2 separate regions of the Homo sapiens genome follow, and region 2 is linked to region 1. Evidence: chromatin loops called from intact Hi-C (ENCODE). Cell type or tissue: ascending aorta. All regions are shown on one strand. Each heading gives the region's core, and the rest is flanking DNA. Links, peaks and the distances in the headings are about the cores only. Region 1 overlaps TLN2 (talin 2). Region 2 overlaps TLN2 (talin 2).

Region 1 (11,960 bases), core at 5,260-7,759:
TAGAGTAATTAGAACAAAGCACTCTGCCCAAATAGCATGACAGTTTACTTAGGCTTTTACTTGATCTCGTCTTTCTTCATGGATTGGAAGTTTCTAGACAGCATAGACTGTGCCTATCTCAGCTGCTGGTACATAGTAAATACTCAAGAAATATTTGTTGAATGAATGGATGAATAGGCAGTCTACTAACGACTAAAGAGATCTAACCTGTTTTAAGTGCAAAGACAGACACACGGAAGGATCAGAGACAGAAAGAGGATGCATACCTGGGGATGGAGGAAGACATTGAAACAAGGTAGTCAGATAAGCATCTCTAAAGGGGGTGGCATTAGGATGAGACATGATGGATGAGAAGGTACATGCCAGGCAAGAGGATGTTGGACAGAGGAAATGGCATCTGCATCTGCCACCATAAAGCGGGTGCTTTCTCGAAGGCCAGTAAAGGCAGGCCATTGTGGCTGGAGCAAAGTGAAAGAGAGGAAAGTGGTCAAAACTCCCCTAACTGCCAAAGAAGAGAATCAGGACTCGTAGGTTTGGCTCTGGTGATGGAACAAAGTAGCTCCAAGAAGGTAGATTCAGAAGGCCCCAAAACCATTATGACTGCTGGGGGCAACAGAAGGGCCCTGTACGGAGTCCCTGCTGCCATCTTCCAGGCTCTTGGAGTTGGGTGTGAGAGAGGCTGGCCACAGAGGGCAGGAGTCCATCAGCCAGACCTGGCTGGAGATGCCACAGGTCTAGAGCTGCTTGCGAAGTAGAAATGAAGATTACTCATGGTCTTCAACAAGTTGATCCAGAAACTTCTGGGCAGCCGAGCATCCGAGGGACAAGGAGGCCAGTCCAGATGTCACCCTGCAGCAGCGCACTGGCAGAGAAGACACAAATGACATGTGTCAGTGCAGGTAGCCGTGTCAGCGGGTGAGCGACATCCTCCCGGCACTGAACAACACTGCTGGGGTTCAGGTGACAAAGCAGGAGGAGGGAAAAATGCCACACAGGGTTCATGCTCCTGAGGCTCTGTGCAGCAACACAGCTGGCACCCTCTGCCTCCAGTTTTGGTGCCAGCCCACAAGCAGCAGCTCCAGAGAAGCCTCTCTGCAAATATCCCACCGTGGAGTCCAGTCATATGGCTGCCAAGGGTCCTTGGAAATACTCAGGCCTAAGCCCCTCTTTTCACAGATGAGAAAAGCCAAGACTCAGAAGATAGGCCTTGCCCTAAATCAGCAGCGAGGAACAGCAAGGCCAGGAATAGAATTGCAGAATCAAGTCTATAAAGCTTACATTTTACCTGTAAATTACCACTCTAATAAAACTCTGTTTCTAAACAAATGTTATTCTTACTCTGTCTGACTCCTAACTGAAGAGACAAAGCAGCCTGCAGTTCCAGATCTTAACCATGCCCCCAGTTCTCTCTCCTTAATCCCAAATGACTTGCACCAGCCAAACTGAAACTCCTGGTTTTCGTCAAAAACAAAGTTCAAGAAAGAACTGTTCACATTTGAGCAGGGGAAGAAAATCTAAAAATTGTAGAGGGAAACTGAAAAACTTTTTTCAAAAATCTGAATTTATGAGATATAAAGAATAAGAACAAGAAGAAAAGCTCTTGTTCCATACATCAGGTTTACCCACCCAAGACCAGAACCATCCCAGGAAATGCTTGGAGACCACAAAAAATCATGCATTTTAAAGGTTGGTGGGTTATTAATTCAAATATAATCATCCAAATAGTTGCCTCTTTCCCCTGCATTCTAGCTTCGGTTAGCCCTGACACATCAATGCAACCTCGAGCAGATCACACCTAACTTTGCAGATCTTCAGTCAACTCATCTATAAAACGAGGAGCGTGATAAAACTCAGGTGTCCTTCAGCTAGAAAATTCCAAAATTCTGTTACACTTTTGGAACAGAACTGAAAATTAATGTCCCCATTAAGTCGGCTTATACAAAGTTTATTTTCTTAACTTGAAGAAATGAAAGTCATTATAAATTTAAATTACCATATCTCTTAGGAAATAATTACTAAGTTGGTGTCACAGTGGTTGCATTCTGTTTCTAGGGAGTAAGCTTCAGCAATGACAAATCGTTAAACGATTCTTCAGGGAGACAGAGCCAAATACCCCACCCTCACTAAATGGGTATTTGGCTCTATTTCCCCAAAGGTCCATTATTATTTATAAGGCAAAAATTAGGGTTTCTTTTGCATAGCGTAGAACTCAGGCAGTGAGGTCATTTGTTTTGAAACTGCAGCAACCAGTCCCACTTTTTTTTTTTCCATTAGCATTCTAGTTACTCTGGGTCAAGAGAGTGAGATGCAGATTTCAGAGAACAGTCAAAGGCTGCAAGGCCACCCACAGCATCGTCAAGGATTCCACCTGGGACAGCCCGGAGTCTAACCTACAGCTCATTTTCCTTTCACTCTCAAACGTGAGAAGCCAATGACGACTCAGACACAAGCAAACCAAACATATTTCAAGGAATCGTCAACAGCCTCAGGGTCCATTTAAAAAACAAAACACTACCATAACCTCCACATTATTCCTTATTCTTTTTTGAGACAGGGTCTCACTCTCCCGTCCTGGCTGGAGGACAATGGTGCAATCATAGCTCACTGCGGCCTCAAACTCCTGGCTCAAGTGATCCTCCCATCTCAGCCTCCCGAGTAGCTAGGACTACAGGCATGCACTGCCACACCTGGCTAATTATTTTATTATTTTATTTTTTGTAGAGACAGGGTCTGACTATGTTGGTCTCAAACCCCCAGGCTCAAGCAATCCTCTCACCTCAGCCTCCCAAAGCACTGGGATTATAGGCATGTGCCACCAAGACTGGCCCATATTATCCCTTATTCTTACTGAGTGAAAAAGGGGTGGAGAAGGGATGACAAATTCCTCTGAGAATGATAGATGCTTTCACTCAAAAAGGAGAACATAGAGACAATTATGCCTTCAGTTTCAAGGATTCATGAGCCCTCTGAAATTTCTTTTCTGAACCTCAGGTTTAGGACCCCTGCTAAATTAACATGTTAAAAGGAATCCTCTTTTATAAGTCTCTCTGAATGCTGTACAATTCCTTTGTTTGTTCTGTTTTGTTTTGTTTTTAGTACAGACTTTCGCTCGTTACCCAGGTTGGAGCTCAAAGGCACATGTCTGGGCTCACTGCAACTTCCGCCTCCGGGGTTCAAGCGATTTTTCTGCCTCAGCCTCCCAAGTAGCTGGGGTTACAGATGCATGCCACCACACCTGGCTAATTTTTGTATTTTTAGTAAAAACAGGCTTTCACCACTTTGGCCAGGCTGGTCTCGAACTCCTGACCTCAGGTGATCCACCTGCCTCGGCCTCCCAAAGTGCTGGGATTACAGGCGTGAGCCACCATGCCCGGCCCTGTACAACTCCTTTGTAAATGCAGTTGTGAATGGCAACCCTAATTACAAAGGGATGCACAGGAAGAGCAGGATCCAGTGAGGAAACCGGCTTCTTGTAGCACTGATGAAAGAGAAGTATGACCTTTGAGCTCACACAACTATTGAAGCCCTCTGCTTCTGCTAGGATTCTTCACTTAATAGTTTTCAGTAGGAACCTTCCCTTACAAACACAGGTTTGTGCTCCGTACTCAATTTTTCAAAATAAGAATAATAAGCAAAAGCATACATTGTTTAGGAACACATACATAGGTAGTGCAACTACGAAAAGCAAAGATCAGTTAAAAGTTGAGATGGGAAGGACTTCTAAGGTATTTGTAACCTGGTTGTTGGCTCCGCAGATGTTCATGTTACTCTTTAAATTACACCTACATTTTGCATACTCTTCTGTATGTATATGGAAATCGAGCACTTAAAAAAAAAAAAAGACAGTTTTGTGTTAGTGACAGGGACCTCCAAGCATTATTCTCAGTGTTATTCCCAATCCCATTTTAAGACACACCAATAAAACTGAAGTGAGCCCAGTGCTGTGAAGGGGTGGGGCCTGACAAGGAACAGTTGAAAGTTCTGTCCCCAGGGCCACCATCTATAAATACACTTTCATTTTTAAAAGTCTACGCCCTGGGACAGTCCTGTGCTCTGGGCTAATGCCACGCTGACCTCTGAGGCTGCCTCCCAGTCTGGGAAAAGCCAGTGTCAGGTTTCTGCAAACCCACTGGTCTTTCCTCTTACACACCCTGCAGGCCTATTTCCTGTGGCACATTCTGTGACCAGGAACAGTCTCATTAAGGCACCTTTGACAGCTAAGAAAGGAGCAAAGAACCAGACATGGCCACAGACTTAGGAGGAACCCTGGGCCACCCCCTTCCTCAGCTGCACACAGAGGCCTGGCTTCCTTGCCTCTCCTCCTCCAAGCACCTCACTCACAGTCAGTTTACCTTCCTCAGGGGAATTCTGCTCATTCAACGAATGCTCAAGTCATCCGTCGGTCGGAGAAATAGGTAAAGGCTATAGGGGCATGATCAGTGTGTCTCAATTCCTAACCCTTCCCACACTCACCACTACTATTTTGACCAAATAAGGAAGGCACACTCCTTTCCTAATCATTTGAACAAGAGTATGTCATCCAAAAAAACTTTTTTTTGGTAAATCTCACTAGTAAACAAAGCTGTCATTTTTATGTTTTAGTTACAATAGCCAAAAATTGACACCATGACATCAAGCAACATTTGAACCCAGTTTTGGATGGCCCACACCCCATACTCAGTGCAGGGCTGAAGCACGGGAGAAGTGCCTACTTGAGTCCTCACTGTTTGCTAAGCTTCGTGCCAGATGCTGTCTAGGGTCCAGAGGCGAAGGGAGCCGCATCCCTGCCTATCAGGAACTCACACTAGCGTGGGTGAAAGGCACACAGAAGGAGCCCTCTGGCATGAGGGTTCTCCCCATGGGACAAAGATGAGGAAGATATAAGGAGTCATCTCGAAGGCTGGGAGCATGTGATCTGGGTTTGGGGGAAGAAAGAGATCTATCAGATAGGTGGTGTGGGGAGGGGTCCTGGAAAAAATGACTTGCACACAGACCCCAAAGTGGGTGAATACAATGCAGGAGGTGGTGGGGTGAGGAGATTCCCAGACATCAGTCCTTGGGACTGACTCATGGGGGTGGGTGCATGGGAAAGGTGGGAACAGGAGCTGAATCAGGGGAAATCAGGTGAGCATCTAAGTCTGACGGGCCTCCTATCCCAAGGTAAGATATTGGAACTTTATTCTGAATGCAGTGGAGAATGTCAAGCGCAGGGGAGAAGGAAGAAAGGAGGCAGGAAATGCACCACTGCGAGCTGGGCAGAAAGGCGCAAGAAAGAAGGAATCCCTCTGCCTCTGCCCCCCATCCTCCTGCTGCCATCTGACTGACTGATGAGGGAGGCTGGGCTGTGCACCTGCCTGCAGCCTTTGGGAAGACTACTGAATTTGTCTTGTGTCTTTATTACAGTCCTGAGTTTTCAAACCCGAATGTGAAAGGGCCAACCTCACCCTTCCCCAAACCAACTCTTATCTTTCATCTCAGTTACCTCCAGATCCTCCATAGCATGACTCTTGGGTGCCAGGCCCCAGATAAGGGGCTGGGGTGTCAGCAGAAAAGGGTAGTTCTTGCCCTCAGGGAACTCTTGTTTGACAGAGACAAGGGAACAGAAAATCCTAGAGCAGTATGAAGGGGCCAGTGGAGGGGACTTCCCTGTAAGGGCCATGCAAAGATGCAGGAAAGGCACATACAGGGTGCGGCTGGGGTAGCACACTGGAGCACACCCAAACTCAGGAGGTGACGCAGGTTATAGCTTATTTCAAAAACATACTCTTATCTTCATATATGACCTAAAGCTTCTTACAAACAGCACTGCCCCTAAGTATGGCAACAATTTTGTGTTTTGTTTTGAGGAAGGATCACGTTCTGTTGCCCAGGCTGGAGTGCAGCAGCATGATCTCGGCTCACTGCAGCCTCGACCTCGACCTCCTGGGCTCAAGTGATCCTCCCACCTCTCAGTCCCCCGAGTAGCTGGGACTACAGGCACACGCCATCATGCCCAGCTAATTTTTTGTAGAGGCAGAGTTTCACCATGTTGCTCAGGCTCTTCTGGAACTTCTGGGCTCAAGCCATCCTCCTGCTTCAGCCTCCCAAAGTGCTGGGATTACAGGTGTAAGCCACACATGCCCAGCCTTGTGTTTGTTTTTACCCCCACCCTAACCCCAGTTTGGAGCAAAACAGAGGAGTTTTATCATGTTGTGTCAGATATTCAAGAGCTTCTTCATATATATGTCAAGTATTGTCTATAGAACAAATTAGCAATGTCCCAGAATTATATTTTGCTACGTTTAAAATGTACATAAGGCCTACTATGACTAATGAAATATGAATTGCCTCGATAGCCTTTTTGTCTTGATATGTTCTCTCTCCAAGGATACTGAAAGTACAACTACTATTGTCTGCAGGGAAGTGTCACCAAACTTTTAGACCTTCAAAGATGCCCCCACCTTTCTCTCCCAGCACAGTGCCTGCACTGGCTCGGTGGGTAACAAAGGCAGTGGCTGGGGGCTGTCCCAGAGCTCCTGCATGCGGATCTCACCTGCCACTTGAGAACTGCATACCATTCTCACCTGCCCAGCACCTGCTCCAGGCCACTCTTAGGGCTGCTGGGGGCAGGGGCATCAGGAGGCCTGGAGCCTGTGGCCTCTTCCTGCCCGTGCTCTCTGAGGCCTGTGAAGGGCCAGCTAGTGTGAATCACTAGGAATTCAAGTTTGGCAGCCTAGCACCCCAGAGATGCAGAGCTGTTATCAAAGGTCCACTGTCAGCCCTGGCCCAGGCCTTTGACTTAAGGGAACTCGCCATTGGATGTAGTGACTAATGCCTGAGCATAAGCCAGGGTCTCGTTTTCCTCACTGAAGAGTTTCAGCCCCTCCTTGGCTGAGGAGCCCGGGTCGGTTGACTGTCTGGGTTAAACATCAAAGAGCTACCTCTGGAATCTGTTTCCTGGTTTGGCCATCCTCCCGAATGGGTCCCATAGGTTGGAAACACTGACTGTGTCTATAAGTGAGCCCTCAGAATTTGGGAAGGATCCCACTTATGTGCAGTCTCAGTGGGAAAGGGGCATGAGATCATTTTGTTCCCATGTTAGTTGCTGAAACCCTTTGTCCTTCTGGAATTGGCAGGCCTTTACTTTTCCTGAGCTCTTAGCAATGGTTTCCCTATAAAGCTATTGTTTTGAGTCAATCACGAAGAATGCTGGACTTACATGTGCATGCGCTCTCTCTCTCGCTCTCTCTCTCACACACACACCCCCACACAAACACACACCCACACGCAAGAGCCATGCCCATTTTGAGCTCAGGAAAGATGGCAAAATCCACCGGGATGTTTTACTTTTGAAGAAGGTGACATATTGAGGAGTGGGTTCTGTATTCTTAATTTGGCTTTTGCTTTTTTAAACTACCAGACTTTAGCTAGAAGAGAGCCAGTAAGAGCAAAGGGATTAAAATATTTCCTTCATTAGGCATCCACTTAGGAATTGCCTGTGTGTTAGTGCTTTAAGGGTGCTTGTGGGTGGCTCTCAAGAGTGCCAACTCCAGAATCAAGCCAAGCACACAAGCAGCCTGAACAAGAGGAGAGTTTTTCTTTGCACACTCCACCAACACAAAGTATTCAGTCACATTGCTCCATCCATTCAGGCCCTATTTCCCAATGGCAGAACAACTAGTCTTCCTCTGCAAACTCCAGCATTCCTCTGGGGCCAATTTAAAAAAGCTTGGGACTTCAAAATGCACGGGCACACTTTTCTTTATAAAGAACAGCTTTTGGGTAAGCAGCATTGTGAAAGGGACTGAATTTATAAATCCACACAAAAGCCATGTATTTCTTTTGAGACAGATCAACTCACACACTTTGTCTTCTGATTCACTGTGTGTGCTATCTGGTCTACAATGTAGACAGTTCCCTAGGTCAGAAAATGCATCTGCTCATGAACAGACAGAAATGGCAATGTTCTTAACACTTGTCTTAGATGAGAAGTCTGCTTACATGCTCACAATAAAACAAGGAAGCAATTTTTGACTCTAGTCAAGAAGCTTCTGGAATCTTTTTTCCAACACAAATGTTTCTCATTTAGTCCAAGCTCTGTTTCAATTACACGCCAAGAAAAGACAAAGAAAAACCCCCTCTACCACCTACTCCTGCCTTCACGAAAACATTGTAAATTATCTTTATTACATCATATAGAAAAGTCATCTCACATAGGGTAAATTGTTGACAAATGGTTACAGCAGCCGTTTTCTGGGCAATTGCTGTATTCGTAGGTGTTCTTCTGCTCACCTGCCAGGCCCTGGCCTTATCTCTCTCAAGAAAACAGCATGGAAATGAGCATCCCTGTCTGAAGCCTTTGACATTCATTTCTAAAGAATTGTCATGAACATCAACATCAAAAGACAACTCCTTTGTATTTTTTTTTTTATTTTTGTATTTTTTTTATTTTTATTTTTTTTTTGAGACAGAGTCTAGCTCTGTCGCCCAGGCTGGAGTGCAGTGGTGCAATCTCAGCTCACTGCAAGCTCCGCCTCCCGGGTTCACGCCATTCTCCTGCCTCAGCCTCCAAAGTAGCTGGGACTACAGGCGCCCGCCACCACACCCGGCTAATTTTTTGTATTTTTAGTACAGACAGGGTTTCACCTTGTTGGCCAGGATGGTCTCAATCTCCTGACCCTGTGATCCGCCTGCCTTGGCCTCCCAAAGTGCTGGGATTACAGGCATCAGCCACCACACCCAGCCGACAACTCCTTTGTAACATTAAATAATTTCAGAAATGAAAACTGACTGGCTGGAGTGTCTTAACATCTTAACTTTCCCCAGCTTAGTAAATCCCAGCTGTGCAGGGGATGTCAGTAATTTAACTTTCACATGGACCCCACAGCCAACACCCTTGTCATCATTCTGTTGCAGGCATTTCAAAGAAGTTTAAATCAGCATGCTATACCCTCTGGCTCATTTCCTAGTTTAGGTCAACTCTTAGGTGGCAATGCTTAAGCTCTGAGGGTCCCACACCAAAATGAGGCCTGCTCCAAAATTTATTTTGGAAATTTATTTAATAAATTAAATTTAAAAATTTATTTAATAAATTAAATTTATTTAAGCCTTCGCAACAGCTTTCCAATTTACACCAAAAGGATGGAAGGAAAACTTAAGGGTCTGGATTATTAAAAGCTAGACAACCTTTATTATTGTTGTTTATTCTTTCTAAGGCTCTGCCTGGTGATAAGTGTGTGAACTTACCCAAGACTATGCCAAGGATGTGTCTTTTCTGCTCCAACCAGAAATTTTAGATGCAGAAGGAACTTTGGAGATCTGGCCCCGCAGGGATTATAAAATTATCTGGCCAAAACTCCACAAAGGACTAAAGGGGTGGGCCACCTGACACTAGGGAAGCCATTCACAGCAAGTCTGAGGTTTCCTTCCTTTATGAAGTTCTGTGTTCTAGCTTAAATTCATGTCATGCAAATTTTGCAATTATTCAATATGTGCATGCTTTTTTTCACACTAATTTTTTTTTTGAGACAGAGTCTCACTCTGTCACCCAGGCTGGAGTGCAATGGCGCAATCTCAGCTCACCGCAACCTCTACCTCTTGGCGATTCTCCTGCCTCAGTCTCTCGAGTAGCTGGGATTACAGGCGTGCACCACCATGCACGGCTAATTTCGTATTTTTAGTAGAGACGAGGTTTTGCCATGTTGGCCGGGCTGGTCTCGAACTCCTGACCTCAGGTGATCCACCCACCTCGACCTCCCAAAGTGCTGGGATTACAGGCGTGAGCCACCACAGCCGGCCTTAAAATAATCTCTTGTCTTCCATATTACCTGAGTAAAATTAAGGCTCCAATAAGATATCTTAGGTTTATCCTGTGGTTTCACAAATCCAGGCTCACCACTTAGCACTTCACCCCTATCTGGGAAGCAAAAATTTTGTCTCTCTCCTTCTCCTACAGACAATAACCTACTGCTCAATTATGTTTGGTGACCTGACCAAAAGACTTGGAGGCAGGCCAAGGCACAGAACCCAGGACTCCGGCCTCCTGGTATGGGGCTCTTTGCCACTTTACATCCATCCAGTTCACAGGCACCCACAGCCATTCCGTAACTCATAAGGCAATGGTCAACTTTAAAATCTGCCCACACATCTCTATATCGAGGGAGGTTTAGTTTGGTGAGTGTCCTCCCCCAAGCTTGAGGCAAGGCTCACAAAACGGAGGGCTAATTCTTCACTGGCTTTCAGAATGCTGAAATCTCATTGGCTTTTGGAATATTTTGACAACTTCCCCACCCACTGGGCAGTTTGTCCCCATTCACAGCCATTTGCAAAAATTAAAAGTACAAGCTGCTTAGTGGAGACAAGGTCAGAGTCAGTGTCATCAGCATCCCAAATCTGAAAATAAAACCAAAATCAAATCTCCTTAGGGGAAAACTGTCAACCCAAACACAAGGCGGTTTAATACAGAACTGTGTTGACCACTTTCCTATCAACAGGCTTTCAGCCAGTGTTACCTACTGGAAGGGCTACAGTAAATACTAAATATCTCAGCTGTGCATTTTATATTCCAAAGCAAAAGGAGAAAAGGGATCATGCTAATATAAAAGCTGTGTTTACAAATTCCCAGGGGCATCATAAGTCCTCTAAAGCAACGGTTCTCAACAAGGAGCAATTTCACCCCACAGGGAACATTTGGCAATGTCTGGAGACGTTTTTGGCTGTCACACCTGAAAGGGGGTGGGGATGCTAGTGGCACCTACTGGGTAGAGAGGCCAGGGATGCTGCTGAACACCCTACGATGCACAGGCCAGCCCCGCACAACAAAGAATCATCCAGCCCCAAACGGCAACAGTGCTGAGGACTGAGAAAGCCTAAAATGTAGGAAGCAGGAAGAAGACTAGAACAAAGTCACGAGTCCTAGTTCGTTCTCTGATAGGCTCCTCGGTCCAGACATACCACCGGACCTTCCTGGGTCTCTGGTTCATTGTCACTAAACAGAGAGGTTGGCCTGTTTCGGAGGTTTTGCAACCCCTAGACTGAGTTCAACCATTAATTATTCAGGGCTTAAAGTACGGCTGCTCTCCAGGCTGGCAGCCGCTGCCTCTCATCATACCTCCCCTGATCAGGGGGCATTTCCCACCAGTTCTCTCAAAGCCCCATCATATTTCCTCTGGAAAAGGGAGCAATGCTAAAAGCAACTGCTTTCTCCTTATCACCAGCCACCACGCCAGTCCCTCGCGACCTCCTACTCCACAGGAATGAGACACAAGGAGTTCCTGGACTCTACAAACTCCTTCCAATCCTAAAACCTATGATTCTATTCAGCCAACAAACTAAGGACAGACATGGAAGCTTCATTTCCAATTCTATGTTCTGCTCTGCAGAAATGCATAAACAGAAGAGAAAAAAAAATGCTTTACAATAAAATTTAAAAACAGCACAGCTGCAACTGCATTCAATGTACATGTAAGAATTTTCCATTTTCATAATACTTTGCAACCATAAAATCAGCTCACTACCCCATCTTAGGGGACAGACTTAGTATTAAAGCCATTGTTTCATGGATAGAGAAAATGTGCTACCACCTTGCCATTCCCAAAACCTTCTCCATTGGCTCCAGCTGTTTACACAGCTCCATGGAAGACAACAACTTAGCTGAGAGGCTAAACCCCTCCACACATAACCCGATAGTTTCGAGAACGACAGAACACAGGGACTGTTTTACATGTAAAATGTTCACGTTCAGGAAAAGGAATATAACTGGCCTGACTAGGGGAGAGGATTACGGTTTTCACTGCCTCCATACAATTATCATCACACTCGTTCTCTGAAAGAGTCGGAGACAGAACCACTTCCCCAGCCGCACCGCACAGGAATCCCATTATCACACACCAAGCCACGGATTCTCCAGGTGGCAAGCTGGGATAGGGGGGCTAGGCCAACGGGAAAGTAAGCGATAACTCCCAGCAAAGAGAGAGAACCAG
Region 2 (11,960 bases), core at 6,053-8,552, 120 kb before region 1:
TTTGAAAGTTTCCTTTTTTAAAACTATGAATAAACAAATCTGGCAGGCGGTTCCATTCCCACTCCTCTCAGTGAGCATGTGAGACCACATGACCGTGGGAGGGAATATAGGAATTTATAGTGCCCTGGGCTTGTCAGTGCCTCTTGGGATCCTGTCTTGATGCTGAGAGTGAGTCCATTGTTGAAAACATGGTCCTTAAACACAGGGGCCAACTGCTTAGCAGCAGGCTACTCCAACACTGCAGGAAAAGTCCACTTGCTGGACTCACTGGGAGACAGAATACTGGCCTCTAATGTGGCACCTTCCTAAGGGGTATTCACGAACAATTTTGTCTATAAGGAATTTTTGCCTAATGTGCTGAATTTAGTTCATGCCAAGTAAGGTTTCACTGCACCGCACCAAAATTTTACTCATCCTGGAAAGAGCCCAAGTCGCTGCACAACCTCTGTGAGCTCTCCCATCAGTCCTGAACAGCCCTCTTCAAGACTTCATTCTAGGTGACAGAAAACTAAACTTCTGTCCTGTATAACCCACTGTTGTTTTCAGTCTTTTCAACTACAAGCAGCAAAAACTCACATCAACTCAGCGGGAAATCCCACCTCCTCTTGGAAAGCTGCTCTACCCGCTCTAGCAATATCCCCTCCTTCCTCTCAACTTTCTTTCTGCTCATTTGTCATCTACCAGAGACCCCTCGGCACTGCAGTGTTTTTGGAAACATGTAAACACAACAGAACAACGCCCAAGTCATTGTATCCTCCACGGTCAATTTTTATTTCCTTCCTAGTTTAGGGTATTGAATCCACCTCCTCTGAATCCAAACTTCTGACAAGAGTGGCCAACAGGGACAGCAAGCGCTCACTCCCACGTTCACACAGCTCACCCTCTGTGCCGGCAACAACCTCTCCAAAGGGAAGGCAAATGAACCAAGCATCCGGACCACCTGGGTGACCAGAGCCAAAAGTTCTCCTGCAGGAGAGACTGAGTCACTCCTCATCCCTTAGAGATAAATAAACTGAAGAATATAGAACATATCTGGGAAATATTTAGGATCAGGTAAAAAGGCTTTGTAAACTTCACTGATGTTTCCCTCTCTTGATGAACGGTTGGGGTCTGCCTCAGATTTAAATTTTCCAAATAGATTTGTGCCACTAAATCATTTGTATCCAGTTTTCACTGGATTTGTAAAGCTGTGAAGATTACTGATCTTTGTATAATAGAGTAAAAGCTGTCACATACAGATTACAAGTCTATTTGCTCAGCATTCTATCCCGTCCTTACAATCAATCAATATAAAAAATTTCAAGTCACAGTGAGATCACTGTAAGTTAATGGTAGGGTAACCTCGGACTGCTTATCACTAACAAGTTTAAATGTGGGACATCACCCTTGGTCATCACTGCAACCAGTTAAATATTGACTCCCCTCTATCCCTTTAGACTTGACCTCACTAAAGCCAAATGTCTCCTCCTTAAGTAACTGAGGCCCAGCTCTAAAGATGTTTCCTTTTATTCAATACCTGTTTGGGGGCATAAACATCATTGGCCAAGATGTTTGGAAAAGAAGTATATTTGCACAGAGACAGCACATGTTAACGCCACCACCCTGGCCTGACACAGAGGTGACAAGGAGGAACTCCATCCACAGCCACCCCATCCTCAATGTGCTATTCCAGGGGAAAACAGAGAAGAATTCTTTGGTAACAGGTCTGTGGAAAGACTCCTGGTTCCATGGTCAAGGCTTCCTCTAGTTCTGTCTAGTGAGGAGGAGTGGGAAGGACACCAACACTGTGCACGGGTCCCATCGCCCAGGGCACCTGCCATCCATCCGGTCACTACCATAGGAGGTAACTCACAAATACCAGGATACTAAAAGATTTATTCAGACCACCATTCTGAATTTACTTTGAGCACTTCTATTTTCTCTCCATTCCTGAGAGAAAATTCCATTTCTCTCAGGAATGGAGAGAAAAGTTGATTATCTTTCTAAATTTCCTTCCAAAATAACTACAAAAATATATGAGGCATTAAAAAAATCAAATGTACTTGACTTACACACACACACTTCAGGCTATGAGGAAATACAATAATGGTCATTGATAAAACACCTTTTCCCATTTACCAGCAGGGTTGGGTAAGAGGTCCAGCTTCTCCCATCAAATTCACCAAGGGAACATCGAGCAGAGAAGGATGTTCCCCTGTCCACGCACAGCAGAATTCTTTAGAATGAGCTCCTGGCCATAAGGCACACCCACGACAAGGACAAGGCTGGGAACGAGGCAGAGCTGACTCTGCTAGAGAAGCAGCGATTTTCTGGGGTAAAGACAGAGATCTGTGGAAGAACGTGTCCAAGACGTGGCAGAGACAGAGAAGTCTTTTCCCACCTATAAAACACAGCCGACCACCACGCTCTCAGCCTGCCCCAGGATCCAAGAAGCACTTCCCACTACAGGAAAGGTCTCAGAAGTCACCCACCCAGGGTCTAACTTCTTTGTGTGTGAAATGTCAGTGATAACATCTGTTCTACAAGGCTTGTGTGAGAATTTCAAGAGACACCAGGCTTCAAGGATGTAGGTGCCTAAGACATCAAGTCCTCAATAAATGATGGCAAATTTTATAGATCAGGCCACTGCCCCATCCAACACACGACAGCCTGGGGTGATTCTCCAATACAGGTTGAGCATACCTAATCTGAAAATCTGAAACCTGAAATGTTCCAAAGTCTGAAACTTTCTGAGTGTTGCCAAGACACCACAAGTGGAAAATTCCACACCTGAACTCATGTGACATGTCACAGTCAACATACAGTAAAACTTTGTTTCACGCACAAAATTATTTTAAATGATGTATAAAATTACCTTCAGACTATGTGTATCAGGTATATGTAAAACATAAATAAACTTCATGTATAGACTTGGGTCCCATCCCAAAGACATCTCATTATGTATATGTAAATATTCCAAAAATCTGGAAAAAAAAATGAAATCTGAAGCACTTCTGGACCCAAGCAGTCTGGATAAGGAATGCTCAAGCTGTAGTAATCACGAGCTTTCCTTGGCCACTGGCATTTGCTGAGCCCTGTGCAGTGTACCTAGAGATCAACCTGTCCTGACCAAGGAGGGCGGGCTGTGAGAGCAAGACCTCCAGAAACAAAGCGGGCTCCTGAGAGAGGCGATGGGGTGACTGAGAACCCAGAAGAACTGGAGGCTAGCTTCAAGATAGCTGCTGCAGTATAAAAGGGGAATCCATTTAAACATACTCCACTGAGGGGCAAAAGGGTGAGGACTTCAGGCTCTGAGGATTAGAATCCCACTCTACAACTAGGTTCCGATGGGAACAGCATCTACTTAATCATAATAGAGGAAATACCACTTACTGGTTTTTAACATTCAGAATCTAGAGATAAAATCATGGAAGCCTTTACTGAGTGAGATTGAAGAACAGAATATAAAATTAAAGGTACAGCTGCCTGAAATTGAGGGGTTGGACTGGGAGCATGTTGGTGGGAGACAACAAATAGTGTATCTAGGAGACAGAAAAAGAAAAAGGCTGGCTGCCTGTGTCATCTGAGGGTGCAAAGGGGAACAGCAGGACTGAAAGCAAGAATCAGCTTTAGGGAGGCAGGGAGATGGGGATGGTTAGAGAGAACTAACAGCGTGATCTGCCATCCCAACAAGCTACCATGAAACAGCCTTTAAGATTGACAAAGTGAGGAGCTGAGTTGCAAGCACCATGTTTTTACGTGTGGAAGCCCCCGTAAAAGAAGCAAAAACAATCTACAGGAAAAAAAGTAGTTGCTCTAAGAAGTAGAAATAAGTGAAGGAAGGCAAGATGCTGTTGCTTTTCACTATAAGCTTTTCTGTAATGTTTCCTACTTTTAGCCATTTGCATGCAATACTTTGACTTAAAATTCATAGTTATTATTATTTTTTTTTTTTTTTGAGACAGAGTCTTGCTCTGTTGCCCAGGCTGCTGGAGTGCAGTGGCATGATCTCAGCTCACTGCAACCTCTACCTCCCAAGTTCAAGCCATTCGCGTGCCTCAGCCTCCAGAGTAGCTGGAACTGCAGGCACGCACCATCATGCCTGGCTAGTTTTGGTATTTTTAGTAGAGACGGGGTTTTGCCATGTTGGCCAGGCTGGTCTCGAACTCCTGACCTCAGGTGATCCACTCACTTTGGCCTCCCAAAGTGCTGAGATTAGTCATGAGCCACTGCACCCAGCTTTGTAATTAAAATTTTAAAATATATTAACAAATAAAAGTTATAGAACATGCTATAATGTGTCATTTTTAAATATGTATATCATAGAATGACTAAATCAAGCTAGTTAACATATGTTAACGTATTTTTTTTGTGATAAGAATGCTTAAAATCTACTCTGAGCAATTTTCAAGAATACCTTTTTTTTTTTTTTTTGAGATGGAGTCTTGCTCTGTCGCCCAGGCTGGAGTGCAGTGGCGCAATCTCGGCTCACTGCAAGCTCCGCCTCCTGGGTTCACGCCATTCTCCTGCCTCAGCCTCCAGAGTAGCTGGGACTACAGGCGCCTGCCACTGCGCCCGGCTAATTTTTTGTATTTTTTTAGCAGAGACGGGGTTTCACCATGGTCTCGATCTCCTGACCTCGTGATCCACCTGCCTCGGCCTCCCAAAGTGCTGAGATTACAGGCGTGAGCCACCGCGCCTGGCCAAGAATACATTATTAACTGTAGTCACCATGCTGTGCAACAGAGCTCTTGAACTTATTCTTTATATCTAACTGAAATTTTGTATCCTTTGAACAACATCTCCCCAGCACTGGTAACCACCTCTTTCTACTTTTCTGAGTTCAAATTTTTTAGATTCCACATGTAATTAAGAACACGGGTATTTGTCTTTCTATGCCTACCTTATTTCACTTAATGTAATGCTCTCCAGGTTCATCCATGTTGCTACAAATGACAATTTCCTTGAAGGCTGAATAGTATTTCACTGTGTATGTATACCACATTTTCTTTATCTATTCATCCAATGATGGACACTTATGTTGATTCCATATCCCAGCTACTGTGAACAGTGCTGCAATGAACATAGGAGTGCAGACATCTCTTCGACATGTTGGATTAAGGGATCATATAGAAGTTCTATTTTTAATTTTTTGAGGAGTCTCTAATCTGTTTTCCATTATGACCATATTAACTTACATTCTTTCCAGTGATGTACAAGCATTCCCTTTTCTCCACATCCTCACCAACACTTGTTATCTTTCATCCTTTTTTTTTTTTTTTTTTTGAGACGGAGTCTGCACCCAGGCTGGAGTGCAATGGCACGATCTCAGCTCACTGCAACCTCTACCTCCCAGGTTCAAGCGATTCTCCTGCCTCAGCCTCCCAAGTAGCTGGGATTACAGGCGCCCACCACCACGTCTGGTTAATTTTTGTATTTTCAGTAGAGACGGGGTTTCACCATGTGGCCAGGCTGGTCTCAAATTCCTGACCTCAAGTGATCCCCCACCTCAGCCTCCCAAAGTGCTGGGATACAGGCGTGAGCCACCGCACCCAGCCCATCTTTCATTGTTTTGATGATAGCCATCCTAACAAGTGTGAGGTACTATCTCATTGTGGTTTTAATTTTCATTTCCCTGATGATTAGTGATGTTGAGTATTTTTTCATATACTTGTTGGCCATTTGTGTATCTTCTTTTGAGAAATGTCTATTCAGATTCTTTGCTCATTTTTAATAGGGTTGTTTTCTTACTATTGTTTGAGTTCTTCATATATTTTGCATAGTAACCCCTTATCAGATGCATGATTTACAAACATTTTCTCCCATTCTGCAGGCTGTCTCCTCACTCTTGTTTCCTAAGCTTTGCAGAAGCTTTAGTTTAATGTAATCCCATTTGTCTATTTCTGTTTTCATTGCCTGCACTTTTGTGTTTATATCCAAAAACATCCTTGCCCAGACCAATGTCACAGAGCTTTTCCCTTATGTTTTCTTTTAACAGTTTTACTGTTTCAGGTCTTACATAGATGTCTTTCACCCATTTTCAGTTGATTTTTGTATATAATGTGAGATATGGTCTAATTTCATTTTTCTGCATGTGGATATCCAGTTGTCCCAACACTATTTATTGAAGAGACTGCCCTTTCCCCATTGTGTGTTCTTGGTACCTTTGTCAAAAATCAATTGAGGTGGGTGAGATGGGCATGGTGGCTACGTCTGTAATCCCAGCACTTTGAGAGGCTGAGGTGGGAGGATCACTTGAGCCTAGGAGTTTGAAACCAGCCTGGGCAACATAGGGAGACCCTCTCTCTCCAAAAAAATTAAAAATTAGCTGGGCGTGGTGGCACATGCCTGTAGTACTAGCTACTCAGGAGGCTGCAGTGAAAGGATCACTTGTGCCTAGGAGGTCAAGGCTGCAGTGAGTCAGGACTCACCACAGCACTCCAGCCTGGGTGTCAGAGAGAGATCCTGTCTCCAAAACAAACAAATAACAACAATAAAAATCAATTGACCGTAACTGTGTGGATTTATTTCTGGGCTCTCTATTCTGTTCCACTGGTCTATGTGTCTGTTTTTATACCAGTACCCATGCTGTTTCGATTACTATCACTTTGTAGCATATTTTGAGGTAAGGTAGTATAATGCCTCCAGCTTTGTTCTTTTTGCTCTAGATTGCTTTGGCTATTCAGGGTCTTTTGTGGTTTCATACAGATGTTTCTTATTTTTATCCATTTGCATGCAATATTTTGATTAAATTTTTTAAATAAAAGATCCTCCATAAGATCATTGTTTACATCACAGCAGCAGGATTTTCCTCAACGTTTATCAGGCTTTATAGTGGTGTGTTGACAGCACTGCAGCTGGCCTTACATGTGTTTATTTTAATCTTGGTAAAGTCATGTTTACACTCTATAAGTAGTACACTAGTTATTTTATGGATTTGGAAAGCTGTCCAATTCTGATTTGTTGTAAACAGAATAGAATGGCTTTAATGGCCATTTTAGATCTTCCCAGTATGGAATTTCGCAGCTAAAAAAGAAAAGTGATTGTTTTCAAAGGTTCAAGTTCTATAGAAAAATACTCAATTGCAGATAAATGTATTCTAGAGTCATCGAGTCCATGAAATCCAATCAATTCTTACATAGAAAAGTCTCAGATCTTGAGTTCTCCAGGGGGGCTTCTTAATGTGGAAAGAAATTAACTGATGAACATAATTAGCCAAAAAATGCATGGAAACAGCATACCCTATTATACCATGGTTTAGTAAGTTTAATTATGAAAAATAGCCTGGAAATTGTTATTGTTGTTCTGAAACATTTACTAAGCACAAACAGCAGAGTGAGGAGCGCAGCCTAGGTCCAGGAATCTTGATTGACAGTGCTAAGAAGAACTCTCAGTCACTCAGGGAGCCTGCAGGTGGGAGACCAAATGATGCCTACAGTCATCAAGAAGCATAATCCAAAGAATCAGCTAATGGAGGGTGGCAGGAAGACAAAAGTGCATAACAGGTTACATTTTTAATGAAGGAAGCATGGAACAACTTCTCTTCACTGACGTCATAGCCCTTAAATGACTGGTACAGAATGACAAAGAGCTGCAAAGATCCTCCTTTGAATTTCACAGATTCAACAATTCTCCCTAAATAGCAGTGGGAACTAAAAATTCCCTGAGAGCCAAAAACAATATTTTTCATTGAAAATAGATTTTAAAATATTTTTCTTACAAGCTTTCAGGGAACACAGAGATAAGGTCAGAATATTGCATTTAATCTCAAATCCAGAATATATCACAAGTCATTACATAAAATGCCAAACAAATCATTTATCATTCCCCCACCCCATCTATCAATCACCCTTTTCTCACATGCACACACATCCATGAATGCATGTAACTCTTTAAAGCATCATGTTTATTCCTGCAAAGCGTGGCCGTCTCAAATTCTCAACTGCTCATCCCTACAAGATCTCATCCAGAATGTCTTAGCCTTGTGAAAGACTCAAGAGCATGATTGATTGGTTACATTGTTCATTCATTAACTTTTATTCAGACTTTGGACTGGTCCACATCACTTAAAGCAATTCTCCTTCCTCTGGTTTATGTCAAAATAAAAGCTCCTCCTAGCATTTATTCAGACTTTATATACTTTCAGACATGTTAGGACTTCAGGTAATCTCTCATATTACTATACATTTAAAACAAATGTTTCTGTTGTTGTTCAATACAGCTTTTTCCTAAAAAGGGAAGAGAATAAACATTCCTGGGTAGAGGAAACCCATGTGAAGCATACCAATTAGGCAGCAAACCGAGAGTTGACACAACAGAAAACAACTAGGTAAGTCTGTCAAATTTCATTTGGGTTTCCCAGAAAATCAGAATGTTAAGACAAATGAAAGCCAGAAATCACTAAGGGACAATTCCAAAGGACTGAATCACCATATTCCAATCAACGCAGAGTACACATAACTTCTCAGGACTCTCAGAAGCAGCTAGGATTGTGCAGGCTTCTTGGAACAGGTATTGCTGCTCTTCCCCACATCATTTTACTGTGCTAAATAATTCAGTCCTTTATTCCCTCTGTCTTCCTCCCACCCTCCTCCTTATACACATCCCCATACCCCAAGGGGAAGTAAACAGAAAGCACAGTTTTCCATTTCCCACAGATAACGGCTTAAGAATCCACCCAGAACACTCCTTTCAGATCTGAAGTCTTGGTAACGGCATAGATCTGATGTGTTTCCCGGCCACTGTGCCCCAGGTCTTTTAGCCAGATTGGACCACTCAGCACCCTCTGGGGGTCCTCAAAGGACAATATCCACCCCTGGATTCTCAGACGGTCCTCTGGTCAGGAAAGCTCTTCTCCATCCTGAGCACACCTGATCCCATTGCCATCAGCTCGGAACTCTGAGCTGTGCCCTCGACCTCCACACCCAGCCTGGAGCTCCTCACACCCAAGGTATGCACTGGTCTCCTTGGAGTCCAGTATTCTACCCGCCTCACCCCTGGCTCTCAGCATCCCCACATGCCAGTCAGATACTTATCTGTCAGATCACATCTGGCCAGAGGCTGCCCCACAATGGTGGGAAGGAAGGAGTCTGTACACTTCCATCAGGTTACTTAAAACTGTCAAGTTTTGTCTTTACCTTGACCATGGTGTGACTCAAAGCTAAACTGGATGTTCGCACAAATGGGCCATTTTTACTCAAGGTTCCCAATAGAATCCCTTCTGTATGGCCCTCTGACCTCTCTAGTTTGACCATGCCAGATGTCACAGCATTTTCTGGAAACAGGCAATGTACAGGTAAAGTACCTTTCTTTCCTGCTTCAGAGGAATGATACAGTCTTAGAGGCAGAAGAGCCCTCAGCAGTCATGTGTCCCAGTATTTCCCAAACACCAGTTCTCAGACCAATTTTGGTTAGTCTATGGCTGCTAGTCACTGGACTACAGAGAAATGAGGAAGACATAGGAAATAAACAGCATTTTCATAATGCTAAATACATACAATCTAAAGACAAATTTAGGAATAATCCTATTCTTTTAGTATTATTTTCTCTTTGGCAAAATTATATTAGTAGATGGTAGTTATTTTGTGAAAATAAACCTTTGATTATTAAAAATTCCACACACAAAATACAAAGAACAGTATGTAAATATATAGTGAACCCTCATTCACCTATCCAGCTTTAATCATCAACTTTCTTTATATACAGCCAAAAAAAAAAAATAGAAATAGGTCCTGACTTTTTTTTTCCTATTCCACAAAATTTTAAAGTAGAGGCATGACCAGGTTAGACCAATCTACATAATTTCCAAAGAAGAGAAGGAAACAAAGATTAACTAACCTGTCCCAAGTTCTGCAGCTGGTCAGGAACAGAACTGATACATCTGGGTGTGCCATGATACAGCTACCGAGTAAGAGCATCAACTAAGACCGGCAGAAGAACCCTGTGTCTCTGCCCAGGATGCTTCGTACACACTACTTGGGATCACACAACCCCCCCAGGACAACCAAAACTGGAAAACAATAATCTACAACCAAAGTTTACTTTATCTCATGCTAGAACAATTGTTTCCCAACCATGGAGGGCTCCAGCAACCACCAACCAGTTTCAGTTCAAAGACTACTGGAGATATCAATGACAGACTAGATAAAGAAAATGTGGTACATATACACCGTGGGATACGATGCAGCCATAAAAAAGAACAAGATCATGTTCTTTGCAGGAAGATGGATGGGGCTGGAGGCCATTATTCTCAGTAAACTAATACAGGAACAGAAAACCAAATACCACATATTCTCACTTATAAATGTGAGCTAAATGATGAGAACACACGGAAACAATGGGGAAGAGAGGAGAACAACACACACTGGGGCCTACTGGGGCATGGAGGTTGGGAAGAGGGAGAGGATCAGGAAAAATAACTAATGGACACTAGACTTAATACCTGGGTGATGAAATAATCTGTACAATGAACTCCCATGACACGTTTACCTACGAAACAAACCTGCCCATGTACCCTGAACTTAAAATAAAAATTAAAAAAAAGACCACTAGAAGTTTCTACATTAATTCCTTACCCAGCACTTACCCCCTCACGTCACACTAAGAAAAGATTTATGAAGCAAACCAGTGTGAGTGAATGAGAATTCACACTATAAGGTCCAATATGATTAAAACAAAAACAAAAACAAAAACAAAAACCCAGCTACTCAGCTCCTCCTCTGGGCCCCTACCATCACCTCACCAAGCTACCAGGAGGAAAAATCAGACAGGAATGGGAATATTAGGACCGGGCACTCTTCACACCTGCCTCGCAAAACCACAGTGAAGATGAAACGAGACAGCATAACAGACAGCAGTTTTAACACTTTACAAAACTATACCAATGCAGGGGATTGGCCAATTGATAAGAACAAAGTATCTTTGCGAAAGGACTTACCTTAAATTCTCAGTTTCTATTAAGAGCGTATTTCCCTGAAGATATCCCAAAGCATGTGAGAAGCCTCCTGCAGCACCTAAAATCATAATAACAATCATCAGAATCAAGTAATGTTTTTGAAAAAGAATCTCAATCTATACATTTGGTCATTTCCCCCACACTAAGCATGAAAGGAAATAACTCAGGAAACAATGAATTTCTGCCACAACACATGGGCTGGGAATTTTCTTTACCCACAGGGAATTCAGGTCCCAAGACACTTATTTTGAAGACCAAAATTATGTTACTGCTGGCAGAGAGACAAAACACATTTTCTTCTTCCTTGTGGTAGGAATGCTTTAATGGCTTTGAATTTAAACAAAAACCAAATACAGACATCCACCTCCCTCAATGTCGAAAACAAAAATCTCAGGCATTGCACTCTGCTTCTTTTTAAAATTAGTTTACATGAGGTGCTCTTGTCTTCTTTTTTTCCTATTTAGCTCCTCTAACACATCTGTGAAGTGGTCCCTTCTTGATTTTGCTGTTCCCATGTGGCTCCTGGTTCTCTAAGGCACTGGGAACTTGCTCCATGGAAACCCAATTTGAAGCAGAGAAGCACTATAATCAATTGTAGAAATCAACAAAATGGCCTAGCCACAGTAAAGGAACAGGCGCCTGTGTGAGAACACACACACGTTATCTACGAAACAGAATAAACATCCAGATACAGGATTCATATGAAACAGTCCCAAGTACGTGCAATCAAATCTGGGTGGGTATGACAGACTAGTTAACAAATGGTGTTGTTTAGCATTTAGGAAAGAAAACTCTACATCTCTCTCTCCCTACTTATGGAAGAATAAACTCAAAATAAAAGCAAATGAGTACCAGTACTCATTTGCTAGTTTGTTATTTTATTTTTTGACAAAAGTATCATTGTTTTTAAAATTTCTGCTCTATTTTTGCCATTCAAAAATTTTAGATTAAAAAAATTGTTACTAGCTACATGTCTCAGTCCTTTATAGTTGCATATTTTGGTGTCATTCTTAAAAAGGCCTTCATA

The links. A loop is a pair of places that touch in the nucleus more often than their neighbours do. Peaks named below come from ENCODE experiments on the same cell type or tissue, not always from the same donor. Only the 100,000 strongest peaks of a DNase experiment are listed, where the experiment ranks them.
Region 2: it touches region 1 in a loop (7-fold over the local background); 1 of 110 quality-filtered maps calls a loop at or near these places.

What each region holds. Positions count from the first base shown.
Region 1 is chr15:62,465,228-62,477,187 of GRCh38, reverse strand. All of the region lies in intron 1 of TLN2 (talin 2), which reads right to left. Among named protein-coding and RNA genes, the nearest start is that of TLN2, 81 kb to the right of the region's middle. In ascending aorta, for the core only: no CTCF peak of the experiment used is centred there; DNase peaks (open chromatin) are centred at 6,757, 7,147 and 7,557; H3K4me3 peaks cover 1,326 bases; H3K27ac peaks cover 2,500 bases.
Region 2 is chr15:62,588,718-62,600,677 of GRCh38, reverse strand. It overlaps TLN2 (talin 2), which reads right to left. Exons shown (of 59, transcript NM_015059.3): 2 at 10,916-10,991. Among named protein-coding and RNA genes, the nearest start is that of MGC15885, 50 kb to the left of the region's middle. In ascending aorta, for the core only: no CTCF peak of the experiment used is centred there; a DNase peak (open chromatin) is centred at 7,415; H3K4me3 peaks cover 748 bases; H3K27ac peaks cover 2,057 bases.